2 separate regions of the Homo sapiens genome follow, and region 2 is linked to region 1. Evidence: chromatin loops called from intact Hi-C (ENCODE). Cell type or tissue: psoas muscle. All regions are shown on one strand. Links, peaks and the distances in the headings refer to the core of each region. The heading gives the core; the rest is flanking DNA. Region 1 overlaps ASB4 (ankyrin repeat and SOCS box containing 4). Region 2 overlaps DYNC1I1 (dynein cytoplasmic 1 intermediate chain 1).

What was found. Hi-C counts contacts between places; a loop is a spot of excess contacts. Peaks named below come from ENCODE experiments on the same cell type or tissue, not always from the same donor. Only the 100,000 strongest peaks of a DNase experiment are listed, where the experiment ranks them.
Region 2: a loop joins it to region 1, with 35 times the contacts of the local background. A loop is called at or near these places in 26 of 110 quality-filtered maps.

Annotation. Positions count from the first base shown.
Region 1 is chr7:95,508,780-95,514,162 of GRCh38, forward strand. The region is part of intron 2 of ASB4 (ankyrin repeat and SOCS box containing 4); the gene reads left to right. Among named protein-coding and RNA genes, the nearest start is that of ASB4, 26 kb to the left of the region's middle. RefSeq lists an enhancer at 3,236-3,385. In psoas muscle, for the core only: a CTCF peak has its summit at 3,094 (motif pointing right); a DNase peak (open chromatin) is centred at 3,122; H3K4me3 peaks cover 467 bases; H3K27ac peaks cover 557 bases.
Region 2 is chr7:95,873,387-95,878,769 of GRCh38, forward strand. All of the region lies in intron 6 of DYNC1I1 (dynein cytoplasmic 1 intermediate chain 1), which reads left to right. Among named protein-coding and RNA genes, the nearest start is that of DYNC1I1, 100 kb to the left of the region's middle. In psoas muscle, for the core only: no CTCF peak of the experiment used is centred there; no DNase peak of the experiment used is centred there.

The DNA.
Region 1 (5,383 bases), core at 307-5,306:
GCTGGATAGAGAAGGAGAGAAGAAAGGAACATTTAATGGACAAAGAGAACACAGAGAGGGATCTGATGGAGTCCAAGAATTGTTATAGTGGACACTGAACAAGCAAGATGCAAAGACAGAAGATTGTGGGCAGAGAATTGGATATGTGAATCAGTGATTTCTGGAGACAGATAAATTTCAGATAACGACTCAGTCCAGGTATGACTGTGGGTTGGAGTCATCAAGTCAGAGTAGGAGAAAGTCACTGAAGTGAATGAGATTCAGAAACGGGGAGACCAGGAGATTGGGTGGGTCATTCATGTGGTATTAAAGACCCCCAAAATAATGTCAGGAATTTTTGAGGTGAGGAGTAATGTGAGTTAGGTGCTAAAATCTTAAGAAACAGATGGGAAGATAATTATATTCGGGAAGGAGATTAGGTGGTATAGCTGAAAAAGCAAAGCCCTAAAGAAGTAGGGGTGTTCTTTTTATTTATCTTTCCACGAGAATTAGGGAGTAATTGGAAGGAGCAATGGGGAGTCAGATATATGAAAAAGAACACCCAGCTATATACCACAGGCCAGAGTTAAGCATCCCACATCCGTTGTTTGAGCTTGGAACACAGCAAAGCTAGTTTGGTTGCCATGGTGACCAACGCCATGTCTCCGGGCTCATTAATCCTCTATTCCAAACTAAGCACTTAGCAATAGCTTCTGAATAAATGCAACAAAGCTCTGCATACTGAAAAGGGCACATTCATGTTAAGCAGAGGAAAAGGGTTTTCAATTTCATTCATTAAACTTGAGTAAATAATTTAATATCTTTGTGCGTCAGTCCTCCTAGCTAATGAATAAGGATAAATGCTTAATGGAAAATCTAGCTTAATAAAGTTAACAGCATTGGCACTACATATAAAGGAAATTGATGTTGCCGGTATACATGCATATGAAGGGGAAAACTGAAAGGAAAATAATATATATTAAGCATCTATGATGTGGCTATGTCAGGTACTTGAAAATAAAATGTTTCATTTAATCCTTGCAACAACCATGTGAGGTTGCACATTATTCTCCTTATTTAAAAAATGAGGAATCGGAGACTCAGATAAGTTGAATCAGGCCTCAGTACAAAGCTTGTCAGATTCAAGCAGATCAAATTTTATTTGTTTTGGGTCCGTGATGCTCCCACTGTGTCTTGCTGGAAATTGAATAATGCTTATCCTTCTGGGACATTTGGCTAATTAAAAAATTAGGAGAAAAGACTGTGCTAAGGTGACACTTAATATCTAAAAGAGAAGCTTAAATGCTATATCAGAATCCTATTAGCTTAAAAAATTAACTATCCTAAGATTTTTTAAAGGCTTTTCTTAAAAAAAAAATGAGAAGGCAGCTGGGTATATTAGAAGTGTGTTTAATGAAAAGATATGAAAAACTGTCGATGTTTCTTCCGAAATGAGTCCCATCAAGGCAATCGTTTATCCCCATTCTGTCGTTTTCTAACATGAAGAATTGGAGTTGCAAAGCACACTCTCAACACAGAAACTGATCCTTTCCTTTTAAGTATCATGCCTTTATTTTGGTTTCTGGATTTGCTCCAACAAGGGTGTAGATAAGTGATTGAAAAAGATATATTGAAAATCCATTAATTCATTTTCCTTAAAATTAAACTCTTTAATTAAAAACAACACTTTGATCAATTTCTAATTTCTACCTCCAACAATGTAATATAGCAAGGGTTAAAATAATAGAAATAACTAGGCGTATGTTAAATATCCCTGTCACTAAACTTAGATGTTAGCATTTTTCTTTTTTTCTCCAAACACTAATTGTTTTGGTCTCACCTATACGACAATTTTAGGTCAATTTTCTCAAGTTTGGGTTGCTTACTGCAGCCAGGTGATTCCCAAGTGCTTCAGAGGAAAAGTAGTAATCACAGCCTTCTTTCCCACCTGTTAGCATTACAGGTTTCCTTCTCTGACCCACTCTCTTTAAATTCTACAATCAAAAACCATATGTGTCTTCTGTTTTGAGTTTTCAGTCTGGATGTGTTATCTTTGTTTTATAACTGGAAGCATCTGAAACCGGAAATTGAAGGATGAAGTTTCCTTAGGCCTGTACTTCTTTATTTATTTTCTATCAGCACTTTAATTTGTTTCTTACTTAGGGGAGCCTGGAGCTTATTATCCTCTGAACATTTTAAATACCCATTTAGCAAAAGATATCAGACTTACAAACAGAAATGCAAGTGTTTTCTTTGTCATCTCTGTAAGTAATAACTTATGGAACATAATATAAACAATTTTAGAAGGTTTTTCCATTAAGCTAACCAAGAAAACATACAAATAGGGGAAATGATGAAAGCTCAGAATTGGATGCTAAGAATCAAGCACATGCCAGCTTCTTGAAGTTTTTACTAATTAGAAAGCTAATGGGGACAGAATAACGGTGGACCCCTCTCTTTTCCAAGACAAAACATTTTGTTGACAGCCCGCCCCTACCGAGAGCCACCAAGAAGTGAACGCTGCAGGGAAGGCCCAGTTAGGGAGTCCCCTGAAAGCAAATCACTCCAGCCCCCTTTTCTTTGTTTTCTTGCGGCCTCAGAATTCTGGCAGCCCTCAGCAACACTCTTGAATTAAGAGGGCCACACCAACCAAAGACCTGGGTGGTAAGAGTAGGAAGTACGTGCACTTCTCGCAAGCATAGTTGAATTAACCTGGGTGGGGGCAGGAGGAAGAGCCGTGAAGAAAGATCGGCTTGGACTTAATAATTAATAATAACCCTGTAATCACAGCTACTTGGGAGGCTGAGGCAGGAGAATCTCTTGAACCTGGGAGGCCGAGGGTGCGGTGAGCCGAGATTGCGCCATTGCACTCCAGCCTGGGCAACAAGAGCAAAACTCCGTCTCAAAAAAAAAAAATAAATAAATAAAAATAACAACAGCTGGATATGGCATTTATTTTGCATGCTTGGCACTTTGTCTATGCTTTCACTAATCCTCACAACTATCCTATGAGGTTAAGATTTGCAGATTAAAACACTGAGCTTGAGACAAATTGCTTAATAGTGAAATCAGGTTTTGACTGCAGTGACCTCAATACAGAGCTCTCGTTTTGTCCACTAGGTGGTGCTGCCTTCCCTTTGCTACTTTAGAGTCCTGCCGCTAATGTAAATTAGTCTCGGGACTGCCTTGGGTGACTTTGCTGTTTTTGCCTTATTCTGTGGATCTCATCTCCACTGTAGACTGTATATGTCAGTCAGCAAACCTGCCACTCCCTCAGCTTCTTCTATAACTGCCTTGCTCCCAGCCCCTGATGAAGGGGAAGCACAGGTTGCTATCTTCTGTAACACTTGATCCTCCCATGCTGTAGCCTATTAGACCAGGGGTGGTGTTCAACCAAGGGCTGGCCAGGAGGCTCGAACATGGCTTGATATGAAAAGAGGAACTCAAGGACAGTGCTTAAAAGTGAAGGTTCTGGAGTAAGACGGACTCGGTTCAGACCTTGACTATTCCATTCATGAGGGCAAAATTTAACTTCTTTGAATCTTAGCCCTCACCTACCAAATGGGGCTACGGATAATTCAAGTTGATTCTAGGGAACTCCAGCAAGGCTTTATGGATTATGTAAGGCTCTTTTCCCCCATCCCTGGACCTGTGAAAGTATCTTTATGTTGTCTAGAAATGCGTTTCCCAAAGTCCACTGTATTAAGCAATGATGCTGGAGCTGTTAATAGGTGTTTCAAAAAGAGAATTCCTTGGAAAAATAAGTCCTGGAAAATCCATGTTAAACTGGACAGATTTCCTCAATATAAACTTCTCAGAATCTTTCATGTGCTAATGTGAATTGTAAAGATACAAAGGTACATAAAATCTACACATTTATTTAACCACAGAGCTTTTATTTTTAATCCATCTTGCAATACTAATATGCCACAGAGCAGACTTTGGGTAATGCTGGCTTAGAAGAATGAAATTAGGGCCTATAGCTAGAAGGGGAACTCACATTTGGTGCAGCAAGAACTCCATTTAGCCCTGTGTACGTCAGTCTTCTTTCCAGCTTCTCTTCTGAGGGCAGATTCTATCAGTGCGTTAGGAAGAAAAACGACCCTCCAAAGATGTCTAAGTCCTCATCCTTGGGGCCTGTGATTACATGTTACTTGATATGGCAAAAAAAGCACTTTGCAGATGTGATTAAATTAAGAACTTTGAGATGAGGAGATTATCTTGGATTATCCATGTTGGTCATGTCTCTTTAAAATCAGGGACCTTTTTTGGCTATAGTTAGAGGAAATGTGGCTATAGAAGGAAGGTCAGAGAGATAGGATGTATAAGAGATTCTACCCACCATTGTTAGCTTTGAAGATGGAGGAAGGAGGCCATGGTCACGAAATGTGGGAAGCCTCTAGAAGCTGGAAAAGGTAAGGAAATGGACTCTTCTATACATTCTGGTTGACTTCAATCTTAGCCCACTGTCAGGGTTTTTTTTGTTTTTTGTTTGTTTTTTTTTTTTTTTTTTTTTAGAAATCGAGCCAATAGAATGTGTGTGTGTGTGTGTGTGTGTGTGTGTGTGTGTGTGTTCAGAGACAGGGAATGGAATGATTTATTTTAAGGAATTGGCTCATGCAATGTGGAGGTGCAAGTCTGAAATCTGGAGGGAAGGCCAGTAGGCTGGAGACCTAGGGAATAGATACAGTCTGTTGCCAGAGCCCTTCCTTGCTTGTGGGAGGTTAGTCTTCGTTCTATGAAGACTTTCAATGGAGTGGATGAAGCCCACCCACATTAAGGAGAACAATCTGTTTTTAACTCAAAGTTTGCTGATTTACATGTGAATCTCATCTAGAAAAACAACATCACAGAAACATCCAGAATATTGTTTGACCAAATAGCTAAGCAGCATGGCCCAGCCAAGTTGTTACATAAAATTAACCATTACCTCCACTGAGACTTGTGTCAGACTTCTGACCTGCATAACTGTAAATAATCAATTTGTGTTGTTTTCAGCTGCCCAGTTTGTGGTAACTTGTGACAGCAGCAATAAGAAGCTAGGACTCTCACCTACCCACCCTAGGCATCCTAGGCATTACTATCTGCTATAATGTAAGTGATTTCCTTTTGAGGAATTGGTCATCTGTCTGTCAATTCTGGTCCATTTCTCTAATTCTGCCATCATCCACGAAGGATTTCGATGCTGGCATAAATTACCAGTCCAAAATCACCCTCACAACTCCTGGACCTCCACAATTCTAACAATCTGCATTTCACTCCAGGTCAGCTGTGCACTCACATGATCTCATCCTTGGTCCTTTATGGCTCTCCAGTATTTTCGCTTCTTATCTTTCCATCATTCTCTCTCAGTTACACTGCACCAATTCTTTAATGTCTTCATGACTCCAGTTCCTTGCCCCTT
Region 2 (5,383 bases), core at 110-5,109, 360 kb after region 1:
GGGTAAATGGATTGAATAAATAGGTGCAAATGTTGAACATGTTGCCTGCAAAACCCAGAATGACCCACTAAGCATTTCGACTCTTAATATTAGAGAATTAAGGTATTCACATATACTTTGGAGTTTACCAGATGACTAGACCAATAGAGACTTTCTTAAGGTAGCGAGTACTTATGTTTTCAAAGATTTTTCCTCCATCCTCTGGCCTACATAATGTCTTAACTAGGTCTTAAAGATACCAGCTACAGCTTCCTCTCCAGGTCCTGCTGACATGATGCTCCATGTTGAAGGTGAGATTGACAAGGGCTACAGATAGAGAACTGGCTCAGCCCTGAGGTAGGATGATGAAGATGCAAAGAGAAAGGCTGCAGGTCTTTGGCTGTCAAGCAAGGCTTAGTGTAGAACATGGTTTGGAGGTACTCCCAGGCCTCCGTATTCTTACCTACATTCAATTTCCCATTATTTCCTGATCATTGCTGTCACTTTCACATAAGTCACCTGGTGACACTAGCAATTCCACAGACCTTATTCAGAAACCCACAGAATTTAAACTTTGCATTTGACTTTGACATTTTTGTAGATACTTATCACAAGCAGAGAAAGTCCATGGGTCTATGCCTAGATCTAAAATATAGAGACTTCAACCTGTCATCTATTTCTTACAGCTGTCCAGTCCCATTAGAAGTATCCACCTCATCCTAGTGTCTTTAAATTCTTCATGCCACTCACACTATTCAATAGCAGTGAAAATTTGATCCCCTAAATCCTTCTTTTCAACGGACACTTCATTAAAGATCACCATAGAAGAAAAATTATGTAGCTATTTGTTACAGCTGACAGATTCCCATTCCTGAACTCTTACTGAATTTTTATTTTCTTTAGCATCAGCTATGGCAGATAACCAACATCAGCTTCCCACGTGACTATCTCCTGATGGTAGTTTCTGTACCAGACTGAGTTTGTGGTTGCTGACAATAGAAACTAACTCTAATTAAGTTTAAACAGAAAAAAAGGTTTGTTGAGAAGATATGAGATACTTGATAGAATTGACAAAAGAAAAAAAAGCCAGAGCATTAGGTTTGAAATAAAAAGTAAATTAGGTAGCTGCTATCGACTGGATTGTGTATCCCCACAATTCATATATTGAAGGCTTAACCCCTAATACGACTATGTTTGTAAATAGGGTTTTTAGGAGGTAATTAAGGTTAAATGAAGTCATAAGGGTAGGATCTCTAATTGGTGGCCTTATTAGAAAAAGAAGAGAGAGAGAGAGAGAGAGATCTTTCTCCCTGTGTGTGTGTTCACCGAGGAAAGGCCATGTGAGGACACAGCAAGAAGGCAGCTGTCTGCGAGCCAGAAAGAGAGCTTTCACCAGAAAATGAACTGGCTGGCACCTTGATCTTGGACTTCCCAGCTTCCAGAACTGTGAGAAAATAAATTGTCCTTGTTTAAGCCACCCAGTTTATGCTATTTTTCATGGCAGCCTGAGCAGACTAAGACAGCAGCTAACACAGCAAGATCATACCAGTTAACCTTCCTGGTTAGAAGACCTGAGCCTCCTGACTTCCGGTCACTGGATACTCTCTGTTAGGCTCATGATTTAAACTCTGTAGTCACTGCTGGCTTGGAAACCTCTAACTCTCTCTGCCTCTTGACAGTGTTCCCTCAAGGGAGTCCATTAGCCAGGACTAGGTTACATGCCCCTGTGTCAGCTGTGAGGGACAAGGCAGAGAAATAACTGCCCAAGTTCAGCTTCCCATAATGTTTGGGGATGCTATGACTCAACTTTGATCTATTTTTATATCCTTCCTTTTAGAACAATGGGTGTTTGGATGCTAAGTGGCCAAGAATATATATTGGAAAAATGCCCACTTTGGTGTAAGAAAAAGAAAAAAAAGGGAGGTAAAGAGAAAAATAATATTTATTATGTGTTCAGCACACTCATATACATTATTACGCTTGCAGCATTGCTAGAATTTACTCACCTTATAAATCAGAGGTGCCGAGAGAATGCAGTTCCTTTATTTTATCTGCAGCCATTTATAATACCACTAGTTGACATGGAGAAAATATACAAAATAAACAACTTTAGTTCACTCTCATCTTTTAAACCGTCCCTGTTAGTATGTTCCATTAATCTTGGGTAGAAATGCCCAAATTCATAGAGTCCCCCTCTCATCTGCATCTCTCTCTGAGATCATGGTCAATTGTAGAGGGAAGAAAGATGAGGTTTACATGATCTAATGGCCTTGGTGGAGATAGGGAGGATGAGGGACTCTGGCCTTGTGCTAGTCCCTGGCAGCATGCTGGCTGACATCTGTTGCCCTCTGGCATGATGTCCTTTGTCCACCTGGGCACTGGCACCCTGTGTTAGAGTGTGTAGCTGGTGAACTTGTGATTTGTTCTTTTGGCTTAGTTTGGCAATGTTCCTAGGGAGCATTGGCTATCTCTCTTTTGATGATTTAGTCTCCTCTCAGCTGTCATGGTCTCCAGACCTTGAGTTGATGCCTTGTCCTTTCTCCATCCTAGAGGTCTACCTTCAGCCCATGCCATGCCTTTATCCACCACAGCAGATCTCTTGGCATACTGACTCTCGCTTTGGTGCCCATGCCTCAGAATATTTAAGGGAGATCCTCACCTGTTCTTTTCTCAGTCTTATCATGCCAGTCACCCCCAGGGAGGCTCAGATGCCTATGGTGAATAAGATCTATTGCATGGTGGTCTCTTTTCAGATTCCCAAAAAAGGAGTGTGGTTCAAGAACCCTGTGCTCATTCCTCCTCTTAGTTTAACACTCCACCTCTCCTAATGCTTCCCCCAGAAAGTGAAAATCCAGATATATCTGAAACTTTGTCTCTTCTTCCGAAATGCTCCTATCTGGAAATAAATTCCCCTGTTTAACTTCCTTCAATTTATATCTTCATTCTACCATGGAGTCTCAAGGTTTTACTGTTCTGGACAGAAGGAGTGATCTTGGTAGTTATTGATATTTTAAATGGTAAGGAAAAAAACTGGAATATCCTTTCTCCCTCAATTAAACTTGGCTCTCAAACTACAGTGGGATTACAAAATTCAATGTTTTGAGATGGAAGCTGAGTTTTACCTTAGCTGTTTTATTTTCATTCTATATCAAATTCTAATCTCTCTACTGGCAAAAAAAATGCCCTAGGTACACTAGGGTGAATATCATTACATTCACAAAGACAAACAGAAAAGCATATTAATAATTTTCAAATATAAGCCCCGCTACACACAAAAATTATTTTTGCCTACCTCTCATAATCAATGACACAGTCAAGAAATAGCAGAACTAAATAATATTACAAGGCATAGCAAACCTTTAATTCCCTGGAGAGTAACAACTGATATGTTGACTTACTTAAGAAACATCTAAGGTTCCACTTCCAGCATAAAGTAGACACAAGAGATAGAGCACATGGGGCATGTGAGATGGTCCATGAATCTACTTCCCAGTAAAATTGGTAAAAATGATAACAACAACAAAACCGCACAACTATTTAAAATATCTGGGAGCAGTCCTAATAGCATATAGCAAGTAAAAAAAAGAAAAAAAGAAAAACATTTATCTAATAAAACTAATCACAACTTGGTAAAAACAGGAAGATTCTATGGTATTTGAACCATACTCCATTCCCTCCTTGCCCCCAATTCAGCTTTAAGGAAATTACTTCAGGTGGATGCAGCAGAAAACACAGGGCTACCTCTCCTGCCAGCTCCCACTTGGAGAGCTATTGTATCTTCCTGGAAGAGGCAAGACATTAGCATTTCTCATACTGCCCCAGCTACTTGTTTCAGAAGATAAGTTCCAAGCAAGTGTGAGTACAAGGTGGGGACTCCCTTTTTTCAGCCCAACACTAACTTGAGGGATGGAGATTTTACCTTGGCTTCAACATGCTGAGAACATGGGACCCCAACTGTCTTCTCCATGGCTCATGTGTAAAGCAGAGGTTTCATGGTGGGAAAAGCAAGCTAAGTAGACCAGAAGCAATAGCAGTACCCTACTCTCCCACACAGCCAGCTGCTAAAGCAAGGGTGTCACTCAGAAAGAAGTGTGCCATTGTCCCCTCCCCCAGCTCCAGAATCTTGGTGCAAAGATTTTGACCAGGGAGAGAGGCAAGTCAAAATCAGAGAGCTCAGAATGTCTTCTCAAAAGAGCTAACATGATTTTCAATGTTCAAGCCTAAGGGCATCCTCAAAACAATCAAGATAGTGGTGTAAAGCAATTAAGAAAAGACTGGTAGATGTGCTAAATGTGTAGACAAGCTGAAACATAGCTAGCTTACCAGACAGAACCAGGAAAACAGACAGCTAAGAAGAGCCCTTCTGGGATCACAACACATCTCAAAAACTGGTCTCAAAAACTGTAAATTAAATTCAGGCTTATTTCAACCTGTGGAGAAAATTGTGCCCCAGGGCAGTGTTGAAAACTATAGAGCAACAATTATGGAACTCAATGGCAGCAATTAGTGAAACTGAGCAGTTGAAGTGATCAGAGAAAGGAACTGCTAAATGGACTACAAAAACCTGTTACCGCAGGATAACTATGCACATGCCCAAGGCTGCGCCCTTCCAGGACCAGTATGAGAGGATTCACACTGTGGGAGGACAGGGGAGAACAGATTTCACCAAAATAGCCCAACCAATCACTAAACAAATAAGCAAGCAAATAACAATAACAAACCTGGGGGTTGGGGGGACTGGTATCCAGTGCTGCTACAATATATTATCAAAGTCAATTTCTTAAAAAAAGAAATTTGAGGCAAAGAAACCAGAAAGTCTGACCCCTACACAGGCAGGGAAGCAGGCAACAGAAACTGCCTGTGAGGGCAACTAGATGGATTTAACAAAGACTTCAGAGTTGTGTATGTGTGTATGTGTTTTTTCAAAGAACTAAAAGAAACCATACTAATGAAGTAAATGAAAGTATGATTACTATATTTCACCAAATAGAGAATGTCAACACAGAGCTAGAAATTTTTTGGAAAAAAAAGGAATCAAATGTAAATTCTAGAGTTCAGTACAAAAACTGAAGTGAAAAATTCATTAAAGGCACATAAACAAACATTGAACTAATAGAAGAAAAGAATTAGCAAACTTCAAGATAGATTGATAGGGAGTATGCAGTCTGAAGATGAGAAAGGATAAACAATGAAGAAAAACTAAGAGATCCTCAGAGAAATGTGGGATACCATTAAGCAAATCAGCCTACCTGTAACAGGAATGCCAGAAGGATAGATCAAAGAAAAAGGAGTAGAAAATACTCAAATAAATAATGGAATAAAATTTCTCAAATTTGATGAAAAACTTTAACTATAAACCTAAGAGGCTCTAAACTCCAAGTAAGATTAAAGCAAATAGTTCCAT